Regions from separate parts of the Mus musculus genome. Here region 2 is linked to region 1. A link is a loop called in an ENCODE intact Hi-C map of the cell type or tissue named here. Cell type or tissue: left cerebral cortex. All regions are shown on one strand. Each heading gives the region's core, and the rest is flanking DNA. Links, peaks and the distances in the headings are about the cores only.

Region 1 (6,082 bases), core at 493-5,492:
TTCTGATCTCCTGGTTTCTAACACCAAGCCTCTGTCTGAGAATGGGACTCTGTAAAGCCCTATAGAAACCCTGGTGGTACTGGGGTGCCCTTCCCCTACTCTTTGTTTGCTGCTAGAGCTTTTTCTATGTACCAATCACAATTCTGTGAGGTCTAATCAGCACAGAGCAATACTCCCCCGACCCTGGAACCGAACCATATCATTTCAGAGTAACTGCATCTAAGATTATATTCCAGCACTTTCTCATGGCACTTTTGTTTAGGGTTGTCTTTACTCAGTACTCACCAAATCTGTGATTATTGCATGTCTTTATCCTTTCAAGTACTTCTGAACTTCATGTTTCATCTAAATGTTAGCAGGCTGCAGATCCTGCATTATTTTGTATGTAAATTTGGTAGTGTACTTTTCTATAAGCAGCTGCACTAGCACTCCTAAGTGCGGTCATTTTCTTCTGCTCTTTTCTATTCCACAATTCATCCCTTGGCTTCACAGCTGAGCTATCCTAGAGTATGAATTTCTCCCAGTGAATGAAGCTTTCTAACTCAGTATTACCTTGAGATAATGAAAAGAATCTATTGCTTCTTGCGAATTGTTTTACCTTCAATTTTCCCCCAGTCATGGAACAAAAATGCTATTAAATCTCTACTCAACTCCTATCAGGCAAGGCCTAGTAAATAGGTCAGCATCCTAGGTCAGGCCATGTAGGGTGGACCAGATGCTCTTGTCTTCGTTTTGGATGTGGGATTCTGGAAATATCATGGACACAGGATGAGAAATTGCACTACTCTCCTGATGAAAGGAAATGGACCCAAGGGAGCCAGAAGGATGGCCTTTCACGCCCATCCACATTCGTGAACGCCAATTATAGGCGCTTGGCCCAGGTCTAGAAGAACCTCAGAGAAGGGGTGGTCCCAACAAACCGGGACGCCGTGGCGGCGAACCAAGAATACACCTCCGCAACAGCAGCGGTCCCAGAACCCCCAGTTCCCACGGCCACGCAAGGCCCCACAGTCACAGCCGCACCCCCAAGCGGCGCGCCTGCCCCGGGGCAGGGCGGGGCCCGCCGCGCCTGCGCACTCCCTCTGGGCTCGGCGTCCCCCGCACGCAGCCCACGTGATCTGTGCCTTGCCTAAGATGGAGGTTGCCGCCAGGCCCGGCCGGGCCCTCGCCTTAGTCTGTGCTCTTCCGCGCCCCCTTAGAGCATGAGACAGGCGCTCAGGCACACTGTATTGACCCGGGCAGCGCCGCGGGCTGCCAAGGAGGTCTGTCCACGGCTTCAATCAGTTCGCGCACCAGCTCCCTGCTCTTTCTAAAACAGCAAAAGCTCTCAGAGCGGGCGCCTGGAGAGTCTTCGGTACGCCCCGCTCATTAGAATTGACAATGCTGGGAGCCAATGGGGTTTGGAACTTTTGAGAAGGGCGGACGAAGGCGGAGCCCCTTCGCAGCGCCCGCGAAGCGGGGCTGGCTGTTGGGCTATTGTGGGGCGGACTTAGGACTCTCGGACCAATGGAAGGGCGGCTGAATTCTTGGAGGCGGGGCCGAGCCGTAATTGACGCTTTCTTCATTAGAAACCAGGCAGGGGGCGGCGCCCACGGGGGGAGGTGACGCAAAGCCGTTGTAGCCAATGGCTGGTGGGCCGCCGACGGGAGGGGCGGGGCTGGGGCGCCTGACGGGCGTAGGGCGCGGCCTATCCCCGCGCGGCTCTGCGCTCGAGGGGGAGCAGCATCATGGTTCAACGTGGGTCAATTTTTTGTGAATGAGGAGGGGAGGTTGTGGGGCCGCTGCCGCGGAGCACCATCCCCGCCGCCGCCCGAGCCCGAGCCCGCGCGCCTGCTCGCGCCGCCGCCGCCGCGCCGCCTCACGCCCGGCCCGCTCAACGCGGCTGCTGTCGCCGTCGCCGCCCGAGCCCGCCCGCCCGCCGGCGGCGGCGCAGGCTGAGGAGATGCGGCTCGGAGCGCCGGAGCAGGGCTAGACGCGGCCCGCCGCCGCCGCGGTAAGCCACCGGCCGTCATTGTCCGCGCCGCCCGGTTGCTGGCGGCAGGTGGACGCCCGGCCCCGCCGAGGCCTCGGGGCCCTGCGCCGCGGGCTGGCGGGCGGGAGAGCGGCCTGCGCCGGCGGGCGGGCAGGTGGGCGCGCGGGGGCGGGGGCCGGGGCGTTTATGTAACTTTGTCAGCCTGTGAGTTTGCAGAAAACGCCCCTCGGCGGCGGCGGGCGGCGGGGCGGGGGCCGCGGCCGGGCCCGGACCGTCGCTGGGCTGGCGAGGAGCTGCGCTAGCCCCGGAGACGACCGGTGTCCACCCTGAGCGAGGGTTCCGAAGGCACAGCTTGTAGCTCACACAGCGGGAGTCGGTCGGAAAGGCCGGGTGTGGAACCCGTGTTCTCCTTTAATGCACACCGAGAATTTGTTAATAACTTGCAGCCGCTGATAGCAGTGTTTTGGTTATTGCATGCTGTAAATTGACCTGCTGTGACACGATTTTCAAATAAAGCGTCGCAGAAATTAAACTTAAGTTATTTTAGAACTAATGACTTTCTTAACTAAATCCTAATTGCATTACTGTAGAGACCTACCTAATTGCTTTCCGAGAGCCACTCTGCCTGCCCGGGGAGGAAGGAAAGGCCTGTGTAGTCACTTTGCCTCCCTGCTTTTCTCTGCTCAGGCTTTTCTGTCTGTTCCCACAAACCACCTAAGCATTTAAGGCCTGCGAGTATTAACGTGTAAACAGCCATGGCCCTGTCGCACTTTGGGGCTAGGGGGATGCTGGCGGCTTGCACCTTGACCTGGTTTCGGTTTTTCCTCCGTGATATGATCGAGGTTGCCAGGAGTTTTAATTGCTTCTGATAATTCCGTGCATTATTTCAGGACCGGCTTGATGAAAGCTAGTGTAGTGGTTTCAAAATCCACCCAGAAAGAAGGTGATGGTGGTGGTGGTGGTGTAGGTAGGTGTAGTGCTTGTGGAGAGGCAAGGAGGTTGAATTAAGAAAACTCAGCTGCTTGTACACAAATATACACTATAGCAGTTACAAGGCAGCAAAAGTTATTGCAGAATTTTGCAGTCACTATGGCAACACAATTACTCCATTATAATTGGAAATGCAAAATGCCACCCAGTTAGAAGTTTCATCAGGATGGAGTTTTGGATATCAAAAAATATGTGAGATTTAGTTAAAAATTCTCATTTTTTTCCCCCAGGTAGCTTTGCAGCTCTAGTCTAGGTTCAATTGTCTATTTTTAAGACCCATCCGCTTTCCCAGATCTGCCACTCCTCGGGATCTGTGGCATCTTTCCCCAGAAGAACTCCCCGTTTGTGTGGGAGGGAAGTATTTTCATGCTTTAAAAACACACACCCGACACACTGTAAGACTTCTATGGTTTTCTGTGTTCTGGCTTTTCTTTTAAAGATCAAATGCCTTCCTGAAGAGCAGTAATCACCCAGAAGAGGCTGGGTTTGCTAGAAGGCAGAGGTAACACTGCCCCCTTTAGGGGTCTGCAGGCTGCTTACAGGGTATCTGGGAGCCCTGTGGGGGAGAAGAATGACTGTGAACTGCAGACGGGGCCTGGATAGCCTAGAGACCAAGGACAGATGTGACCTAAGCAGCCCTAGCAAGAATGTCTGTGGTTAGCAACATCAGAGAGCTGTGCAACATATAAAGCCCCCAGATGGCACCTTCTCAGAAGCTAGGGGCTGCTGCTGGTGAGGTGGGCAAGAGAACATAGCACTCTATCTTCCTGGGGCTCCTGGCTCCTAGCTTGACTTTGCTTTCAAACCTGTGTTAGGAGGATGTCCCTCTTGATGTTTACCAGAAGAGCTCTGGTGCTGGAAGTTTCCACACGTCGTGGGGCTGCTGCAGCTTAATTTCGTTAGAACTCTTTCCTTTTAACTACTGCATATTTTTGCCCAGTAATCGACTTCCATTTTCCAGCCTCATTGTGAGGTTTCAATGCAGCATGAACGGCTTTGAATTCCAATCCTTTGATGTTGGGGGTGGCACCAAAGGAAAGGCGACTTTGTGCCGTCCTAATTGCCAGAGCAGAAGAAAATTTCATCACTCCTGTCAAGCCTTGTCCATGCCATTTTCTATTGAAAACGGCTGGTTTTTCAGAACTCTGAAGCTGCCATAAGTAATACATTAATACCTGATGTAGGGAGCCAGGGAGATGCAGAAATGAGAGACACCTGCTGCACGGGAAGATTGGGGTGGCGTGGGGGGGCTCAGTCCCAGGACCAGGGCTTTTGATGTCTCTGGGCCCTGGGGTGACTATGCAGGCTTCAGAGGGTGAATCCAGAGTTGAGCTCATGTCCCATTGGTTGTAACCCAGTCTTGGGGTAGGGGCCCCAAAGAGATTTTTGGAGTGGCTTTGTCTTGGTCTCCAGTGACCATCCAGTGTCCTGCTGCTCAGCCAACTCTGGGCCTTAAGTGTGACACTGACCTTTGAGGTGCAGGTGACGGAGGGGGGCAGAATCAGAAGTGCTGCTGCATTTGAACAGACCCTAGTCCATTTCTGCAGAGTGCTCTGAGCTGTCAGGAGGTCAGTTGTTTGCTCTTGGGCTCATGTGAGTGAGCAGGATGGGCTTTGTTTAGGGTGGAATGTGGTCTGGCATCTGCAGCTGCTCTTGGCTTTGCTGCTGCCCTTGCCTCTCAGACATGCCTCCGTACTTCCTGAAAGGCCAGACTGGGGTCCACACAAATGGACCCCACTGAGACCCTCCATGTAACTGGACCCGGTTAGAACACTGTAAGGTCCTGAGTAGATGAGAGTGTCTTCCTTCCCTGGATCAGGAGATTACACAAGTCAGTAGCAGATGTTTAAATGAGCACCCAGTAAGAGCCATGGGCCATTCTTTGAGCACTTTCCATCTTCGTCTCCTCTATTGCTCCCACAGCTACAAGAAATAGGTGATGCTACACACCCTTGATAGCAGGGATGTGAGAGGAATGGCAGCCTTGAGTCCCAAAGGCTGAGCCTTTCTTTACCTCTGCTTTGGGCCCAGGATGAGCCTGTGTGGAAGGTTAGTGTTATTGAGTTGTTTGGAAGAGCACAGCTACTTTGAGAAGATAATTTGGAATACTTTCCCAGTATGGTGTTAGGTTGTCTGCCCTTCTGAGCTGTCACCGCTCTGGGTTTCATTTGAGTCAGAAAAGTGACTTTAATGTCTTCGTTGTGCCTTCTGTGTAATGTTGAAAGGCTCTGGGTTCTATCTATCCCGAGTATCACAGAAATCAGAGCAGTCCAGTTGGCTGGTGGTTGTTACAGCCTGTTCTTGCTTGCTTGAGTCTTGAGAAGTTCCAAGGCTGTGCAAGCAGGCGGTGATTGGCAGCAGACAGCCTATGGTCTGTGCCCATTTCTCAGAGCTGCTTAGTGCTACTGGTAGTCTTACTTACATGGGAAATTTTTATTGGAAGAATGTAACCACTAACTGAGGAACTACAGCACTCAAGTGTTCTTATCCTAAAACCAAGACAGTGCCTTAAGAGAAAATATTGGCAGATTTAATAGTAAGAAGAAAATCTTTGGAGAAAGACTCTATAACCAAGATTCAGAGACAAGAGAGAAAAAAAATGTGTAACCTATTTGGCCTCTGTGAGATTAATAGCCAGTATATATAAAGAGCTTTTGCAAACTAACAATAAATGGATGAGCTTCCCTGTTACAGTTTTTAAGGCATGCAGGTAGGCAGATCTCCACAGCTAAGAGAAAAGACTGAGCGTAGCTAATAACCCAGTGTATGGGAGATTACATCTGTGCCCTTTGTATTAGTGAGATTGATAACAACACCCACAACTGTGATAAGGATATGGCTTCCTAGAGTTTAACAAGTTATATGTAACAAATGCTTAGGCTGGAACCTAGGCCCATAGGAAGCACAATGTAAGCATTAGGTATACACACATTTGTTCTATAGAGAGAACAATGTATATTATCATACAAAATATCTAATTTCTCTCCAGGGAAGTATCAAAGATTTAAATGGCCGTTCATTCAAGAGGCAGTTCTGAATCCTAGAATTTATTCTAATGACTGTGGTAAGCACATTGACACCCAAGTACTTGCAAGACACGGGCTCTGCCATCTGCAGAAG
Region 2 (6,082 bases), core at 454-5,453, 260 kb before region 1:
TCACTGCTGCTCTTTTCACAGTGGCCAGGAAAGGAAACCAGCCTTCTAAATGTCTTGTCAACAGTTGAATGGCTTAAAAAATGTGATGTATACAAAATGGAATTGTACTCAGATATGGGGAAAGATGAAGTTTGCAGGTAAATGGATAGAGCTAGAAAACAGATGACCCGGGGCCAAGAAGGCAAACACCACCACATGTTCTCTCTCATGTATGGATCCAGCTTAGACTCTTTAGAGCTGTGTGCTTAACTTGGAGCATGTGTAGAAGCCAGGAACTAGAAAGGAGCTGTCAGTGCCCCCATAAGGGAGAATATCTGGTAGAGCATCGGTGATGTGAGTGTAGAAAAGGATGATGCTGGGCAAGGATTAGCTCCAGCCAGAAAAAGGAAGACAGGGTATGGGATGAGAGAGTTAACAAAGACAATGAATGGGTTTAGGGAAAAATATCAAGACCTCCTATTTTGTAAGCCAATTAGAAAACATGTTTTAAAAGGGAAAAGAGGGGAGGTCTCCTCCATGGCTATACTGTTGTTTCTAGAAGCCATTTTAGAAGCAGCGTTGAAGCAATGGATTGGAAGAAAAGATACAGTAAACTGTTTACCCTTTAACGTTCTAATTCTGTCTTCTTTCTGAGCTGTCATGTTGGGTGTACTCCATTCTTTTGTTTGGACCCAGGTTTTGCCTGACTAGCTGAACAGTTTTTATATATGTGTCTGATAGTGACAAATTCCAGTGGCTGGTTTTCTTTAAAAAGTATTTACCTCAACTCAATCTGAGAGGTATTTTCAATTGCTACAAGATTCTAGCTTGATCAGTCGTACTTACAACACATGGCAGGTTCTCTGTGCCTCAAACCCGTGTTGTTTCTAGTGAGAAGTCTTGTCATTCCTGGTCTTGGTGCCCCTGTAGCCTTTTATCTCTGGCTGCTTTCAGGATTTCTCAGCCCCTTTCCTGCTTGCTTTCTCGGTTTCATGTGATGTGCCTCTGTGGTTGTCTCTCTGTATTTTGTGGAGGTTCACTGAGTTTCTTGGTGGAGTAGCTATATTTTTCAAAGCATTTGGAAAAGGTTTAGCCATTATTTTTGAGGGTTTGGGGGACTCTATTTATACATGCACTAGATGGAGGTTTCCATGGGTCACTGGAACTATTTTGACCTTTTTCTTTCTACTTTGTTTGGAGTCAGTTCTCTTAGGTCTTCATGCTCTTTTCTATGTTGTTAAGAAATGTGCTGGTGTTCCATTGTGTTCATTTGGCTCTTCAAAGAAACAGAAAACATGAAAGTGTTGATGCAACAACAAGGAAATACTGGAAGAAAAGTAGACTGGATGGGAGGGGCAGAGGGCCGGAGGCATGCCTGACTGGCAGCCGGGAGGACAGATCCAGGAGATGTGATCCAGGTTAGAGAGGATGCCTCTGGGAAGAGCCCGTGGTCACAAAGCAGACTGGCACTGCTCCTGTGCACCCAGCAATGACAGTTAGGGTGTGGCCTGCCGTGTGCAGCACAGCTAATCCCAAGGACTCGTCCTTCCTAGCCCCACATAGCACATGTGCGTGACCCTACACCCAGCCAACAGAATTGTACTTCAGGAATCTTACTTTTTTGGGGGGTGGGGGGAGTTCAAGACAGGGTTTCTCTGTGTAGCCCTGGCTGTCCTGGAACTCACTCTGTAGACCAGGCTGGCCTCGAACTCAGAAATCAGCCTGCCTCTGCCTCCCAAGAGCTGGGATTAAAGGCGTGCACCACCACTGCCCGGCACAGGAATTTTACTTTTATATTCAGAACTCCTGCCTGGTCCTTTCTGTTTTCCAGTTCTCCCTTATTTCTGTCATCTGTCATTTTGTTCCCAGAACATGTCAAGCACTTTTGTAACAGATGCTTTAATAGCCCTGTTCACTAATCCATCGCCTTCGTCATTTCAGAGTCAGTCTGATTTCCCTCTGGTTTAGGGTCATATTTTCCACTTGCATGTGTCTGGAAATGTATCACTAGCTGCAGTACATTGTGAGTTTCATGGTTTGGAATGTGAGATTTTGTTCTATTCTAAGACAAGTGTTACAAGTTTTCTGGCTGCAGTGCAGTTACATGCACATCAGCATTAAGCCTGCTAGCCCTGAGTTCCAGCTTTCCAGTGCCTCTAGCATAGCCTGTTTGGGGGTACGATGTGGCCTGAGATCTCGCTTGTGCTTGTGTGAGGAGGAGCTGGTGGGAACCCATCTGACCCACAGCCTTCTGTGAGTAGCCATGGATTCATTCTGCTCACAGCTCCTGGAGGCTCTTTGTCCAGCTTCACATAGACATTGTCTTCAGCCAAAGACCAGTGGCCCTGTAACAAATTCTGGAGCTCTTTCTCTGCCTAGACCCTAAGCCCCTACCTTCTACACTTTGGCTTGTTCAGGATCAGGGCGTGGTCTCAGCTTTCCAGTTGGGAAGCTACTGTTACTTGATGACAGTTAGTCTGGCAGGTCTAAAGTGCTCAGGCCCCAATACTGGAGTCCAGGGCCTGGAAGCTGGTGTATTACAAGTTGACCCAAGTCCAGCATATGGTTGGGGTAGGGTGTGGGAGTCCACGCTAAAGACTGAAGTATACGTTTCAGCAGGCTGTGGCATGTAGATAGAGGGGGACCTTTTACAACTCTCAGAACCCCATTCCTTCATGTTGCTTGTAGCTTTGCTTGGTATACACAAGATGACACTTGCCACCACATCTTAATCTCCCAATGGGACCTTGGTGAAGCCATCACAGCCAACTTGCACACAGTGGGTAGGAGGTACCTTGTGTGCAGTGGCAGTCAGTGGGCCAGGACTGAAGTGAAGCCAGCTTGCTGATCCTGGTGAAGGTCCTAAAAGACCAAGATCATGGATAGATTTTTAAGGAGAGACAGTGCTGAGTCTACACCCTAAGCCTCCGCACAGTAATCCAGACCAGCTCTTCCACACAGTCAAGTTAAACCCATGGGGCGGGGGGGCTTTCCACACCTGCTCTTCAGGCTGTTTTGCTTCAGCAAGCAGTTCTGTTTCTGGGAGTTTATCCTAAGCACATAGCAAGGGGAAGCATTGTACGGTGGAATGGGGGCTGGAAACAGTAGGGCTCACAGCACAGGTCCGCCCTCCCTGGGGTGAGTAGGTGAGCTGTCTAGCGACTCGGGCACAGGGCCCGCTCCAGACTCGGGAGACTGAGATCCCTCTTGTGCTTGTGTGTAAGGGGCTGGTTCTTGCTCTGTGGATGGAATAGCTCTGCGCTCCAGGCAAGTGACTTACTCTGTATGAAAACAGAAGTACCTGTGCATCCTGTAGCATCGAAGGGTCCTCCCCAGAGGCAGCAGGGTCTTGAGCTTCCTTTGCAACCTCCCAAGAACTAATTTTTGGTTTAGATTCAGCATGGCCTCCAGCCCACAGACAAGCACACAGTTAGATACTGGGAACTTAGGGTGCTTTTATGTATGTTCAAGTGCTTGTGCTTTCTCTCCAGAACCCGGGACAGAGCATCCCTCACTAGATTTTATAGGCCAATTAAATACCCCTAAGAATTCCAGAGAGTGGCTTTTGTGAAGCAGTTAGTAGACATTGGTGAGGCCTCAGATTGGTGGTCTTCAGCTAGTTTTTACTTGCTCTAGTCTAAAATTCAGGACAGTAGTGGTTGGAAGTTCCTGGACATGCTGACCAACTGGCCACTGGTGTAATACAAACCTCAGTAACTTCACTTGGTAGACACAAGATGACAGTTGTCACTGCCTCTCAAGCTCCCAACTGCACCTTGGTGAAGCCACCATAGCCAACTTGCACACAGTGGGTAGGGTGTGTGTGTGTGTGTGTTTTGTTCATCAAGCATAATTGTGGGATTGGTTCAACAAATGAGAAGAAGTGGACCTCTTCAGCTGGATGGCAGTTGGAGAAGCTCTGTGTTTCAGTGGCTGTTCTGCCAGGTCCTCCCCTACACACTGTACCTGTGCGTCTTGTCTGAGGCCATTCCAGACCCACCATCTTCTCTACGCAGGAAAGCCTCTTTCTGTTAGCTCTGGGGAAGTGGGCGGTAGGGGTGCTTCCAGCCTCTGCTGCCCTCATGCTGCTCATGTACTGATAGGCTGCTCTTGCGGCTGTGTGGTGCATCCTCCTGCTGTGCTAGGCGGGTCCCTATCTCTCACATTGTCTGTCAGGAGTTCTCTCTGACCTGGGCTCTTATCTGTCCTTCTTAGCCACCGGCTAGGGAAGGACAAAGCTACTGGAAGAGGGAGGCTTAGTTCTCCATCCTTTCAGCCCAGTGACAGCTCCAGGGGCCTCTCCCATGGCTTCCTTGCTTCCAAAGTAGTTCTTTGCCAATGTTTTTTAAGCCTGGGTATTTCAGTGGCTTCCCAAGGCCTAACTAACCTTGTCAGAGTCCTCCCTGCCCCCAGCCCAGTGCTGTCTCCCATGCCTGCCTGCACTTCCCACTTGTGTTACTCACACTCCCTTTATGCACTCCTTCCAAACCAAAGCCCTGGGGACTACAGCCTCTTTTGGGTTGTTTTGTTTTGTTTTGTTTTATTTTTCTAAGAAGGGAAAAAATAAACTCAGTACAGACCAGGAAACCACAGTACACATCTCTGAATACGTTGTTACCTACACAACAAACTACTGAAACTCACGACAATGATCTGAAGTAATTACAATAGTGAATTCTGAAAAAAAAAAATCTCCAAGGTTCAAATGGGTATATTTCAAAATATGCCATCACCTGAAAAATTTTTCAGAATTTTTCTTAGGTTCCTAAATTATTATTAACTAAAATACCAAAAGAAATTAGTTCCTCAAATATTTTAAGTATTGATGACCCAATCAGAGCCATCAGTTAATGAGTATAGGAAATTCATGAGTAAGTCAATAACTTTTTTCTTTTTTTAACTTTTTTACTGATTCTTGTGAGTTTCGAATCATGTACCCCAGTCCCACTCATCTCCTCCCCAATACCCACCCTTCACCCTTGCAGCCTCCCCCAAAAATATAGCACACACACAAACAACAACAACAAGCATAGGAAACCTCTGATGGAAGCTGGAGTGTGTCACAGTGTGTCCCACAGTATGTCTCTCTGTCCACACATCTCCACTTGTAATGTCCATTGCAGTGAGTCAGTGGTCTCAGGAGAGCTGGTCTTGCCACTCATCTGCCATGAGATGATGTGGGGGTGGGCGTGATACCTGGTCCCTTTAGCCCCACACCATCTGCAGCAGTGGGGAGAGCTGACCCTGGGGTCGTGAGAGTAGGAGAGCTAGCCCTGCTCCCTCACTGGCCTTATCACTGGGGGAGGAGGGAATTAAGCTGAAACTTCCTTGGACTATACAGTGGAGATGGCCCTGATGACAAAGGCACCGGTGAGCCAGCTCCTCACAGGCTGCAGCACAAGAGTCGAGCCTTGACTGGGCAGCTCAGTAAGACCTCAAGGGCATGAGAACTGGAGAGCTCGCTTGGGTGGTGCGGATAAAGGAGAGTAAGTGGGCTGACCAGCTCAGCTGCTACCCAAGCCCAGATTGAGGCTCTGAATTCGCCCACCCCAAAATCTATATCACTTGCAATTGGTTGGGGTACATGAAAAGGCTAGCCCTACTGTTCTGAAGCTACAAGGTCTCCATGACGCAGGGCAACAGCAGGATAACCAGGAGGAGTCCTGATGAGTCAGTACTGATGGTGTCACAGAAGCCAGACAGCTCGGACTGTGGCCTCTTAGTAATAAGTCCATCACTGGTTCCCAAGGCTAAGCTACTGTCTCCATTCACACTAGTCAAGCAGGCAGTCGGGGCTGAGAACAAGGCATTTTCTAAGCCCAGCCTCCTCTGCCAGCTATCACTGAGTGCCACTGGTTTCTTGTCCTTCCTGCTCATCATACAAAATAGAAAAACCAGCTAGGGCTCTGTCTCCATCTGGATCTCTGTCCTGGACAGGACTTCTGTGGGCAAGGCTGCTTCATTACAATGGATCTCTGTTCTCCGGTATCCCTGGTACTGGATGGGCAGTAGCTGACCAACTCTAAAGGTTGGAAAAGTGGTCTTTACTCTAAACAGTGTTTAATTCCTTCCCCCAACAGCTGCCAGGCCGCAAGTATGCCCC

Evidence for each region. A loop is a pair of places that touch in the nucleus more often than their neighbours do. Peaks named below come from ENCODE experiments on the same cell type or tissue, not always from the same donor. Only the 100,000 strongest peaks of a DNase experiment are listed, where the experiment ranks them.
Region 2: it touches region 1 in a loop (7-fold over the local background); 11 of 42 quality-filtered maps call a loop at or near these places.

What each region holds. Positions count from the first base shown.
Region 1 is chr1:92,175,913-92,181,994 of GRCm38, reverse strand. Hdac4 (histone deacetylase 4) reads left to right here and starts at 1,654. Exons shown (of 27, transcript NM_207225.2): 1 at 1,654-1,737. In left cerebral cortex, for the core only: CTCF peaks have their summits at 964 and 3,483; DNase peaks (open chromatin) are centred at 2,295, 2,675, 3,294, 3,846 and 2 more places; H3K4me3 peaks cover 3,255 bases; H3K27ac peaks cover 2,652 bases.
Region 2 is chr1:92,439,885-92,445,966 of GRCm38, reverse strand. Ndufa10 (NADH:ubiquinone oxidoreductase subunit A10) reads left to right here. Exons shown (of 10, transcript NM_024197.1): 10 at 6,060-6,082. Among named protein-coding and RNA genes, the nearest start is that of Mir6900, 22 kb to the left of the region's middle. In left cerebral cortex, for the core only: no CTCF peak of the experiment used is centred there; DNase peaks (open chromatin) are centred at 2,062 and 2,909.